Linked DNA regions of Homo sapiens: region 2 is linked to region 1. A link is an interaction called in ENCODE POLR2A ChIA-PET data of the cell type or tissue named here. Cell type or tissue: Panc1. All regions are shown on one strand. Each heading gives the region's core, and the rest is flanking DNA. Links, peaks and the distances in the headings are about the cores only. Region 1 has its middle 6.7 kb from the start of ARHGEF37. Region 2 overlaps CSNK1A1 (casein kinase 1 alpha 1).

Evidence for each region. ChIA-PET counts read pairs that join two places held together with the same protein. Peaks named below come from ENCODE experiments on the same cell type or tissue, not always from the same donor. Only the 100,000 strongest peaks of a DNase experiment are listed, where the experiment ranks them.
Region 2: POLR2A ChIA-PET joins it to region 1 with 6 read pairs; 9 of 35 experiments call an interaction of 5 or more read pairs at or near these places.

Annotation. Positions count from the first base shown.
Region 1 is chr5:149,572,072-149,577,457 of GRCh38, reverse strand. It overlaps a transcript of ARHGEF37 not described here. Among named protein-coding and RNA genes, the nearest start is that of ARHGEF37, 6.7 kb to the left of the region's middle. In Panc1, for the core only: no CTCF peak of the experiment used is centred there; no DNase peak of the experiment used is centred there.
Region 2 is chr5:149,519,355-149,524,740 of GRCh38, reverse strand. It overlaps CSNK1A1 (casein kinase 1 alpha 1), which reads left to right. Exons shown (of 10, transcript NM_001892.6): 4 at 4,353-4,451. Among named protein-coding and RNA genes, the nearest start is that of CSNK1A1, 29 kb to the left of the region's middle. RefSeq lists an enhancer at 1,100-1,269. In Panc1, for the core only: no CTCF peak of the experiment used is centred there; a DNase peak (open chromatin) is centred at 2,765.

The DNA of each region.
Region 1 (5,386 bases), core at 80-5,079:
CAAATGTGTACTTAGCACCACAATACGCGCAATGCTATGAGTCAAGTAAATACATTTTTCTGATAAATTTTTTAAAAGCTGTCTACCTCTTTTAGAGTCTCAGTCTTGGGATCATATCTAATTTTTTATTCTACTTTGTGAAATCTACCACTCTTTCCATAGTAATAATGAAAACAGGTGCTACTTATTGAGTGCCTAATACATGTCAGTAATGTTTCATAGATTGTTTCTAATCCTGACAATCATCCTATGATAGATATTATTTGCATCTTACAGATGATGAAATTGAGGCTCAGAAAGATTAAGTAAGTTGTCCAAGATTATATAGCTCATAGGTGACTGGGATTTGAAGCCAAGTCTACTACTATACCACAGTGTTTCTCGTGTGGTTGCTTTCTGCAAAGATCTCTATAACCGTGTAAAAAGTGTATTCTACTAAGTCTAGAACGTAAGTTTTGAGAATTATTTCTTCTGTCTCCTGAGATATCAATTTTTTTTTTCAGACAGAGTCTCTCACTCTGTTGCCCAGTCTGGAGTGCAGTGGCACGATCTCGGCTCACTGCAACCTCTGCCTCCCAGGTTCAAGAGATTCTCCTGCCTTGGCCTCCCTAGTAGCTGGGATTATAGTTGTACACCACCAGGCCTGGCTAATTTTTGTATTTTTAGTAGAGATGGGTTTTCACCATGTTGGCCAGGCTGGTCTTAAACTCCTGACCTCAGGTGATCCACCTGCCTTGCCTCCCAAAGTGCTGGGATTACAGGTGTGAGCCACCATGCACGGCCCTGAGATATCAATCTGTAAGAAAGACAAGTCAAGAAATTATTGGTTGGCCGGGCGTGGTGGCTCACACATTTATCACATAACAGACAAATTTATGTTATGGTGGCTAAACGTTTATCACATAACAGACAAATTTAGTAGCCTCATTACTAATGTATAATAATTTTTATAACAAGACTGTCTGCTTTATTGAGCCTATAAGCCAGGCATTCTGCTAGATGATACTAAAAGATAAGTGTTACCATCTTCTTTCTACAAATGAGAAAACTGACATTTTGAGAGATTCAGAAGCTCACACAGGCCTCACTACCAGGAAATGACAGAACTGGGACTGAAACCTCAGAAGTATGACTTCAAAGCCTGCATTTCTTCCAGCATCTCATACCCTCTCTGGGCCTATTTTACAATTTCTTTGTTTATTTGTTTGCTTTTGAGACGGAGTCTCGCTTTGTCACTCAGGGTGGAGTGCAATGGCATGATGTTGGCTCACTGCAACTTCCGCTTCCCAGGCTCAGGAGATTCTCATGCCTAGGCATCCAGAGCAGCTGGGATTACAGGCATGTGCCACCAGGCCCAGCTAATTTTGTATTTTCAGTAGAGATGGGGTTTCACCACTTTGGCCAGGCTGGTCTGGAACTCCTGACTTCAGGTGATCTGCCCACCTCGGCCTCCCAAAGTGCTGGGATTACAGGCATGAGCCACTGTGCCTGGCCCTGTTTTACATTTTGTATTGAAAACCACCACTTAGCCAGGTGCCAACACGCCCAGCTAATTTTTTGTATTTTTTGAGGGGGGGGACGGCAGGGGGTTCACCTTGTTGCCCAGGCTAGTCTCAAACTCCCTGAGCTCAAGCAATCTGCCCAGCTACTTAGGATGCTGAGGCAGGAGAACTGCTTGAACCCGGGAGGCAGAGGTTGCAGTGAGCTGAGATTGCGTCACTGCACTCCAGCCTGGGCGACAGAGTGAGACCCTGTCTCCAAAAAAAAAAAAAAAAAAAAAAAAAAATAGTCATTTGGTTGCAGTGACAGAAATCCAACTTATCCAAAAACTACAATGTCCAACAGAAGAAAGGGCCATCTCTACTTTGTGTCTTTTCAAGAGAGGAAGCCCCTTGAAGAAGCTCTCTAGCAGACCCTTCCTCATGTCTCATTGCTTAGAATAGTATCCCACGTGCATAGCTAAACCAATCACTGGCCTAGAGGGATGAAGACCCATCACTGGGTCAGTCCCCTGAGCATAGAGCCATGTAGCCTTAACAAAACTGGGATCTTATTGGGTAAGAGGAAAGAAAAAGAGGAATGCTCTTAGGTAGGCAGCCAACGGTGTCTGCTACAACAGGGAGTTGGCAATTCTATAGGGAAATTAGGGAGCCAAAGATAAGGTGACCTTTCCTACCGAGTCTGTAAAGAAACATTTCTTACCAGGAAAATGAAAAGTTATACCAGACAGAAAGTACAGACAAGGCATAACAATATGAAACTAGCTTGTGTTTTCAGAAACTGCAGGAACTTCATTATAAGTGGATTGAATGATCTGCATGGATTGTTCAGTGACAGACAAGACTGGAGACATAAGCAGGCACCAGATCATGAGGGCATGGGTGCCATACTCAAGAATTTAAATGTAATCTGTAGGTAATGGGGGAGCCATTGAAGAATGAGAACAGCATAATATTATTTAATTCTAGAAAGATCATCTGTCTAGAGAGTGGAAAATGGATCCCAGAAGACATAAGGCTGAGGTGAGAAATCATTTAGGAAGTTGTAGTATTCGGCCAAGGGAGAGACAAAGACTCAGATTAAGGTGCAGTGATAGTGAGGTAGAAGAGGAGAAAGTAAGAGTAAAACTTTGATGGAGTATCTGTAGAATTTGGTGACCTATGGGATGTAAGGAGATGACTACCTGGGCTGACTCTGGGATTTCTGTCTTGGATAGTCAGGTGGACGATGGATGAGACAAATTTTGGGCTAGCTGATACCTGTGCTATGCAAGTGAAGGTGTCAACAGGAAGATGGATGTAAGGTTCTGAGAGAGGGAAGTTTGGACTGGCAATATAGACTAGGAGGTCACTGGCATATCCGTTGTACATGAAGCCATAAGATGAATGAGATCACTCTAGGAAAGCAGTAAATGCACGAAAAGAAGAGGGCTAAGGCCAAAAAACTGGTGAACACAACCAAGGGGCAGGCAAAGAAAGGGGAGCCGGCAAAGAATAGATGGAGCAGTCAGATAGACCTGTGAGGAGACCCAGCCTTTTAGTAAACTTCCTGATAGACAATATCCTCCAGCTTCTGTGTTTCAGTCTGGTCCCATACCACCAGATAAAATTATAGTTGAAATTCTGGATCAGTACCCTTCCAAGTATTGTCTGAATGATTGTAATATTTGATTTTTATTTATTGGTTTCTAGATGAAAGTTTCCTCTGTTAGTGCACCTCTGCTAGAAACTGCATGAGAAAAATGTCTAGTGAAAGGGAAACTCCCTCTCCTGAAACATGCATTCAGTTCCTTGGAATACAGTCTCAAGGTCTTGTCACTACAGATTTAATAATCTGCCATTGTGTGGGCAAGGATAGAAATAATTTATAAGGGTGCAAGTTGATACAACCATTTTCACTCAGATATTTCATTTCTATTAATTTATCCTATCACACAAAGTATATAAAGATATTCGCATAAGGATGTTTATTGTGACTTAAAAAACATCCAAGTGAAAAGTTAAAAATAGCCCATATAACTATCAACAGGATACTGGTTAATAAATCCCAGTATCTCACACAATGGAATACTATGCAGCCAATAAGAACAAGGTTAATCTATGAGTATTGACATGTAAGGATATCCACGTTATAGATATGATATATTGTAAATTTTAAAAAGCAGGTTATAGGCCATATATTGATTATATATGTAAATATATATATGGTGCATATATAATCTACTGAATCATTCAACAGATATTATTGAAGCAGGCACTGTTCTGGGGATACATTAGTAAACAGGACAGAAAAAGTTCCTGTCTCATTGAGCTAATGTTCTAGTGAAGGAGGTAAAGTCAATAAAAGAGTAAACACACACACACAATTTTAGATACTAATACATGCCATGAAGGAAAATAAAGCAAGGTAAGAAGTTGAAGAGTAACTGGGCATTGAGTTAGTATGGGTAAGGGGATATTTTAAATAATTTGGTCAAGAAAAGTGCTCCTATGGAGAGAACATTTTAGCAGTGACGTGAATGAAGTAAGGAAATGTATTAGAGTTCTCCAGAGAAAAAGAACTAACAAAGTGTGTATACATACACACACAGAGAGGTTTATTTTGGGGAATTGGCTAATGTGATTATGAGACTTGGAATGCTATGGTTTGGATACAGTTTGTTTGTCCCTACCAAAACTCATGTTGAAATTTGTTCCCATGTGGTGGTGTTGGGAGGTGGGGCCTAATGAGAGGTGTGTGGGATATGGAGGCTTTACCCTCGTGGGTGTCTTGGTACCATCCTCAAGGTAGTGAGTAAATTCTTACTCTGGTGGGACTGGATTAGTTCTTGCAGGAATGGATTAGTTCCTGTGAGAGTAAGTTGTTATAAAGCCAGGATGCCCCTTGGGTTTTCTCTCTTTGCATGTGTCTACTTCCGCTTTGACCTTTTCTGCCAGATTATGACCCAGCGCAGAAGTCCTTGCCAGAAGCCAGGGCCACGCCTTTGAACTACCAAGCCTGCAGAATTGTGAGCTAAATAAATTTTTTTTTAAAATAAATTACCTAGTCTTAGGTATTCTTTCATAGCAACACAAGATGGACTAAGACACTTGGTAAGTCCAAAATCTGCAGTGTAGGCCAGCAGGCTGGAGATTCAGGAAAGAGTTGTAGTTTCAGTCCAAACACAATCAGTTTGGCAGAATTCCTTCTTGCTTGGAAGAGGTCAGTCTTTGTTCTCCTAAGGCCTTTAACTGATTGGATAAGGCCTACCCACATTATGGAGGGTAATCTGCTTTACTCAAAGTCTACTGATGTAAAGGTTAATCTCATCCAAAAACACTTTCACAGAAACATCCAGAATAATGTTTGACCAACTATCAGGACACTGAGGCCCAGCCAAGTTGATACGTTAACCCTCACAAGTCCATCACTTGTCAGCTTGGTACCCATATGCATCTCCTTAAACCATGCTTCCAAATAAAGACAATAACAAGTTCATACTTCCACCTGATATTACACAGTATTCTGCATACAACTGAAAATGCATCAACCCTTTCCCCAGAAGAGAATGCAAAGTCCTTGGGTAATGTTTACTTGTCTCCTTGATAGCCTGTAACTTAAATACTACCATGTAAAGTTAACAATATTTACATACTATGATATTAAGTCAATACATCCCATGTTACATAAGAGGATAAGAGAAAGAAGAAACAAACTATATATTCTCTTCATATAGATTATCAGTTTTTCCAGCATCACTGGTTGAAAAGACTTTCTTTTCCTCCATTGAATTGCTTTGATACTTTGGTTGCAGATCAATTGACCATATAAAGGTGGTTCTATTTCTGGACTCTCTATTCAGTTCAAGGTATCAATTTATCTATTCCTATCCCAGTATTACACTTTC
Region 2 (5,386 bases), core at 230-5,229, 53 kb after region 1:
ATATAATTGTTGATAAATGTTTATTGACATTTTGGTTAAATTAAGCAAAATTGAATATTATGTATTATGTGTGGGACTCTTAGAAAAGCTATATTTTTGAGGATAAAAAGGTCCTGAAGTAATATAAGGAAGAATTTTTTGACCAAGTAGATGCTGCTTGGAGTAATGGATTCTCAACCATTTGTGTTACTTAAGACCTAGGAAATTTTGGTGATGTCATGAATTAGATTGATGCATTGGCTGTAGGTTAGATTAAATGGTTTTTACAGCCAAAGTTTGGATATTTCGATCTTAAGAAATGAGAAAGATGAGTAAGGAACAAACCTTAAGGGAAAAGATAATACATTAAGGTAATGATTGGTAAATATCAAGACATGTATAATTTTTTGTTTTGATCAGTATTTGTTACCTTTAAGGGCAGGAAAATGCTGGAAATGCTTTAAGTTAAACTCAGTGTGCTTATAAAAATACTATGAAGAGAATGACATTTAAAAATATAATGGAGGGTTTGTGACAGCTCTCTAGTCCAGATTTGCCTATCACATAAAAAGGAAGAGGGAAAATAACAGAAGAAAATAAAATGAGGAAAAGGGAAAGGAGAACACAGGTTATTTGTTTTATCACTTACCTTTATTTACTTTATCACTTACCTTTTAATACTATTATTTATGTATTACCCAAAGCATCACTGTGAGCTTCTTTCAAGTAAATGTCATAAAGTAAAATGAGATAAACAGACATGGTATTTGAGGTGGAATTTTAGTAAGTTTGTAAATTCAGAGGGATGAAGAGAAGTAGGTTAATGGGCACAAAAATACAGTTAGGAGGAATAAGTTCTAGTATTACATAGTATAGTAGGGAAATTATAGTTAACAATAGCTTATCGTTTATTTCAAAATAGCTAGAAGAGTAGAATTGTAATGTTCCTAACACAAAATATAAATGTTTGAAGTAATGGATATCCCAACTACCCTGATTTGATAATTACACATTGTATACATGTAACAAAATATCACACATACCCCATAAATATATACAACTATTATAGATCAATGAAAAAACTTTGTCTATAATTCCAAGGATTAGAAAGTAGTGCCCATTTTCTGTAATCAGCACCTGATACTCCCCAAGCTTCTTAACCTTAAAAGTACTCAGTGGCTCAAGCAAATGTGAGCAAATTGTGATATTTGTGGCACAAAACAAACTCAAGCATTAAAAGGTTAAAAGTGGCGCGGCACACTGGCTCACGCCTGTAATCCAGCACTTTGGGAGACCAAGACACGAGGATCTCTTGAGCCCAGGAGTTCCAGGCTACAGTGAGCTATAATAATGCCACTGCACTCCAGCCTGAGCAATAGAGCAAAGACCCCATCTCTTTTATGTTAACAGCCTTTAATGTGGGCTGGGTTTGGTGGCTCATGCCTACAGTCCCAGCACTTTTGAGAGGCCAAGGCCGGTAAATCACCTGAGGTCAGGAGTTCGAGACCAGCCTGGCCAACATAGTGAAACCCATCTCTACTAAAAGTACAAAAATTAGCCAGGCGTGGTGGCTGACACCTGTAATCCCAGCTACCCGGGAGGCTGAGGCATGAGAATCACATGAACCCAGGAGGTGGAGATTGCAGTGAGCCGAGATCGCACCACTGCACTCCAGCCTGGGGGATAGAACGAGACTCTGTCTCAAAAAAAAAAAAAGCCTTTAATATGTTTTAACTAACATATATGAGTGAATCCTAATAAAAGAGTTATGGCTTATGTTTTTGTTTGTTCAGTAACACGTAAGCATCCATACATTGAACATGTATTGAGAGCCTACCACTGTACTTAGTGCTGGGGGTTGGGGTGGCAAAAAAATAAGAATTAGTCTCTTCCCTCTAGAAAGAAACTTAGAGTCTAATAAAGAAAGATGGAAAAATAAGATGTTCCATCCTTGTTGTAGAGTTGTAGAAGTCTCTGTTGGGTACACGGGTAACAAATGTGAAAAAATATAATTCTGAGGAAGGGAGATACAAGAAAGCTTTCATTTAAGGTAGTTGACACCTAAGTCTTGCTCTGTGGTTGACAGGTAACAGGTGTAAGTTGTTCAAGCCAGAGATTACTAGTTTGGCTTCAGAAGACATTTGTCAAGGTAGAAGAGTACAATTTAGAATCTGTGTATTCATGATAATAAAAGCTCTGGGGAAAATGGGGACAAATAAAAAATAGAATCCTAACAGATACTACTGGGTAGAGCAAGAACATATGGACAGAAAGATAATGTTGGCAGTCTTTGGATATGTAATCTATTTAAAAATACAACTTCTAAGTAAGTGTCTTATAGAAAAGATAGAGGCTGGGTGTGATGGCTCATGCCAGCAATCCCAGCACTTTGGGAGGCAGAAGCAGGAGGATCACTTGAGCTCAGGAGTTCGAGAGCAGCCTGGGCAACATAACGATACCCCCCTTTCCACAAAAAATACAAAAATTAGCTGGGCATGGTAACGCGCATGTCCGTAGTTCCAGCTTCTCAGGGGGCTGAGCTGAGAGGATCACTTGAGCCCCGGAAGTTGAAGCTGCTGTGAGCCGTGATCTCGTCACTGCACCCCAGCCAGGGTGACAAAGTGAGACTCTGTCTCAAAAAAAACAAAAAAACACAGAACTTCTATTGTATACAAGAAATGCCATAAGCAGTCAAAATAAAAAATAATTTAAATTTGTTTACATAATGACAGATAAAAGATTGTTTGTTTTATGACGAGAACTCCTAAAAGCTAACAAGAAGACAATAGGCCGAAAGAAAAATAGGCAAAGAGTGGAGCTTGACAGTACATAGAAGAGTAAATCCTCATAGAAGGGCCAGGCGCAGTGGCTCACGCCTGTAATCCCAGCTCTTTGGGAGGCCGAGGCAGGTGGATCATTTTAGGCCAGGAGCTGGAAACCAACATGGTGAAACCCTGTCTCTACTAAAAATAAAAAAAAGTACCCAGGCATGTGGCGGGTGCCTGTAATCCCAACTACTCGGGAGGCTGAGGCAAGAGAATCGCTTGAACCCAGGAGGCAGAGGTTGCAGTGAGCCAAAATTGCACCACTGCACTCCAGCCTGGGCAGCAGAGTGAGTGAGACTCTGTCTCAAAAAAAAAAAAAAATCCTCATGGAAGGATTACTTCTAAATCGAGGCCGGGCATGGTGGTTCACACCTGTAATCCTACCACATTGGGAGGTCGAGGCAGGAGGATCTCCTGAACCCAGGAGTTCAAGAGCAGCTGGGCAACATAACGATATCCCGTCTCTACCAAAAATTAAAAATTAGCTGACACAAAAAAATTAGCCAGGTGTAGTGGCATGCACCTTATAGTTTCAGCTACTCCAGAGGGTGAAGTGTGAGGATCACTGGAGCCTGGAAGGTTGAGGCAGCAGTGAGTTATGGTTGCTTCACTGCACTTCAGCCTAGGTGACAGTGAGACCCTGTCTCAAAAAAAAAAAAAAAAAAAGAAGAGTAAATCCAAATTGTTACAGCCTATTGTGGAAGGCAGTGTGATATTATCTATCAAAATGAAAAATACACCCTTCAACTCAGCAACTCCCCATAATTATATGGGATTTGAAGCCCATAGAAATAAAAGCACTAGTGGGTAAAGATACATGTCTATTAATGGCATTATTTATAGTAGGAAAAAGTGGAAAACAATGTGAGAATACTGTGAGTTGGGGAAGACATAACATCTCTACCACAGAATATTTGTAGCCATTAAAAAGGATATTTGAGCTATAGCGTTTGACTTTGCATAATTTCCAAGAAATTAAGGAAAGCTTTTAAGAATGGCATGTTTAATATTTAACTTTTGGAATGAGATTATATAAGAATTATAACAACTACTTATAGCTTAATCTGCCAATCTGTCAACATCCTCCACTCCCAAGTATATGTGTATCTGTTTGTGTGCATATGTATATCTTATAACATGGAATTAGGTCTGGGTAATACAAGGCCATTTTAACAGGTTACTTTAGAAGGCCTAGGATTGAGTGTGGAAAGTTTTTATTTTATTTCCTTTATTGTAGCAACTGAAACTATTATACAGGTATTCCTTTTATTATTTGAAAATCACAAACACCAAGTCTTCCTATGGGGTTAGACCCTGCCATGGTTTTAATTATTAATACTAGAAGGTAAAGCCAAAGGACACAGCAGGTATATGCTTAGATATCCATTAACCTAGAAATAAATGGAGAACTTAGTTGTCCTTTCCATTTCATTTTCTTTAGCGCTGTCTTTGTGAACTCTAAATAATTGAGATACTGAAATACTTAAGAAATGTGTTGATTTTCATTTACTACTTAACTCAATTATCTCTCCCTTCTTTTTTTTCCAGATGATCAGTAGAATTGAATATGTGCATACAAAGAATTTTATACACAGAGACATTAAACCAGATAACTTCCTAATGGGTATTGGGCGTCACTGTAATAAGGTTAGTCAAATGCTCTTTGCATGAAAGAACAAAGAGTAAAGTTTCGACAAGAATTGCTTTGGTAAACTTTTCAATCTTTTAAAAAGCCATAGTAAGTTGAATTTGCTGTTGACAGTTGCTTTAAAAGATTGTGCTATGAGGATAATCAGCTAACTCCATTAACTTAGTAACTTGAAATAAATTATCTTCAACTTACCCAACCGAGGTTAGTTACCTATATGGAAATATAAAATTCTAAGGGCTGTATAATGAACTGTAGTTGTCTAAGTTATTTAACTGTTGAACAGTTGTATCTATTTTTCATTCACAAAAATAGCAAAAACCCCCATATTCTTTTCTTCCTGAATGCTTAAAACCAGATTTTAACCTTTGGCTCTGAAGTGTGGGTTTTTATAATATATGTGCTTGTGCCAGTGTGGGAACACTGACTTATCTGTCACCATGGTGTTAACATTTGCTGACTGAGCATGGTTGATAATGAGAATTCTTCAGTCCTTGAATTTGTGTATTTAAAAGGGTAACTTTTGGGCCTGCTTCAAAAGTAGTTGACAGTTTTTTACTTGGGTGCCAAATTGGGTGAGTTCTCCACCCCTCCCTCTCCCTTTAAAGGAAAATGTAGACAAGTGAAATGAACATTCATACAACAAAACTAGTGTTCATTTGGGGTCTCTGAGAGTGGTTCAACTTATGGGGTGATTGGGTTTTAGCTAGTGGCGCATGATTGCAGTTAGAAACTAATTGTGTTGACTTTTTTTCTGTAATGATTAGTCTTACTGAGTGAATTGCTTTCTTTATCGATACTATGTTGAGCTCGGGCAGACAGGCAGCATTGGCAATGCACTAAGCATGTTGTGATCTGATGATCTATCTGATAGAAATTCTCAACTTCAGGACAACTTGGGGGCTTTTTTTGTTTTTTTGTGGCTTTTTTGTTT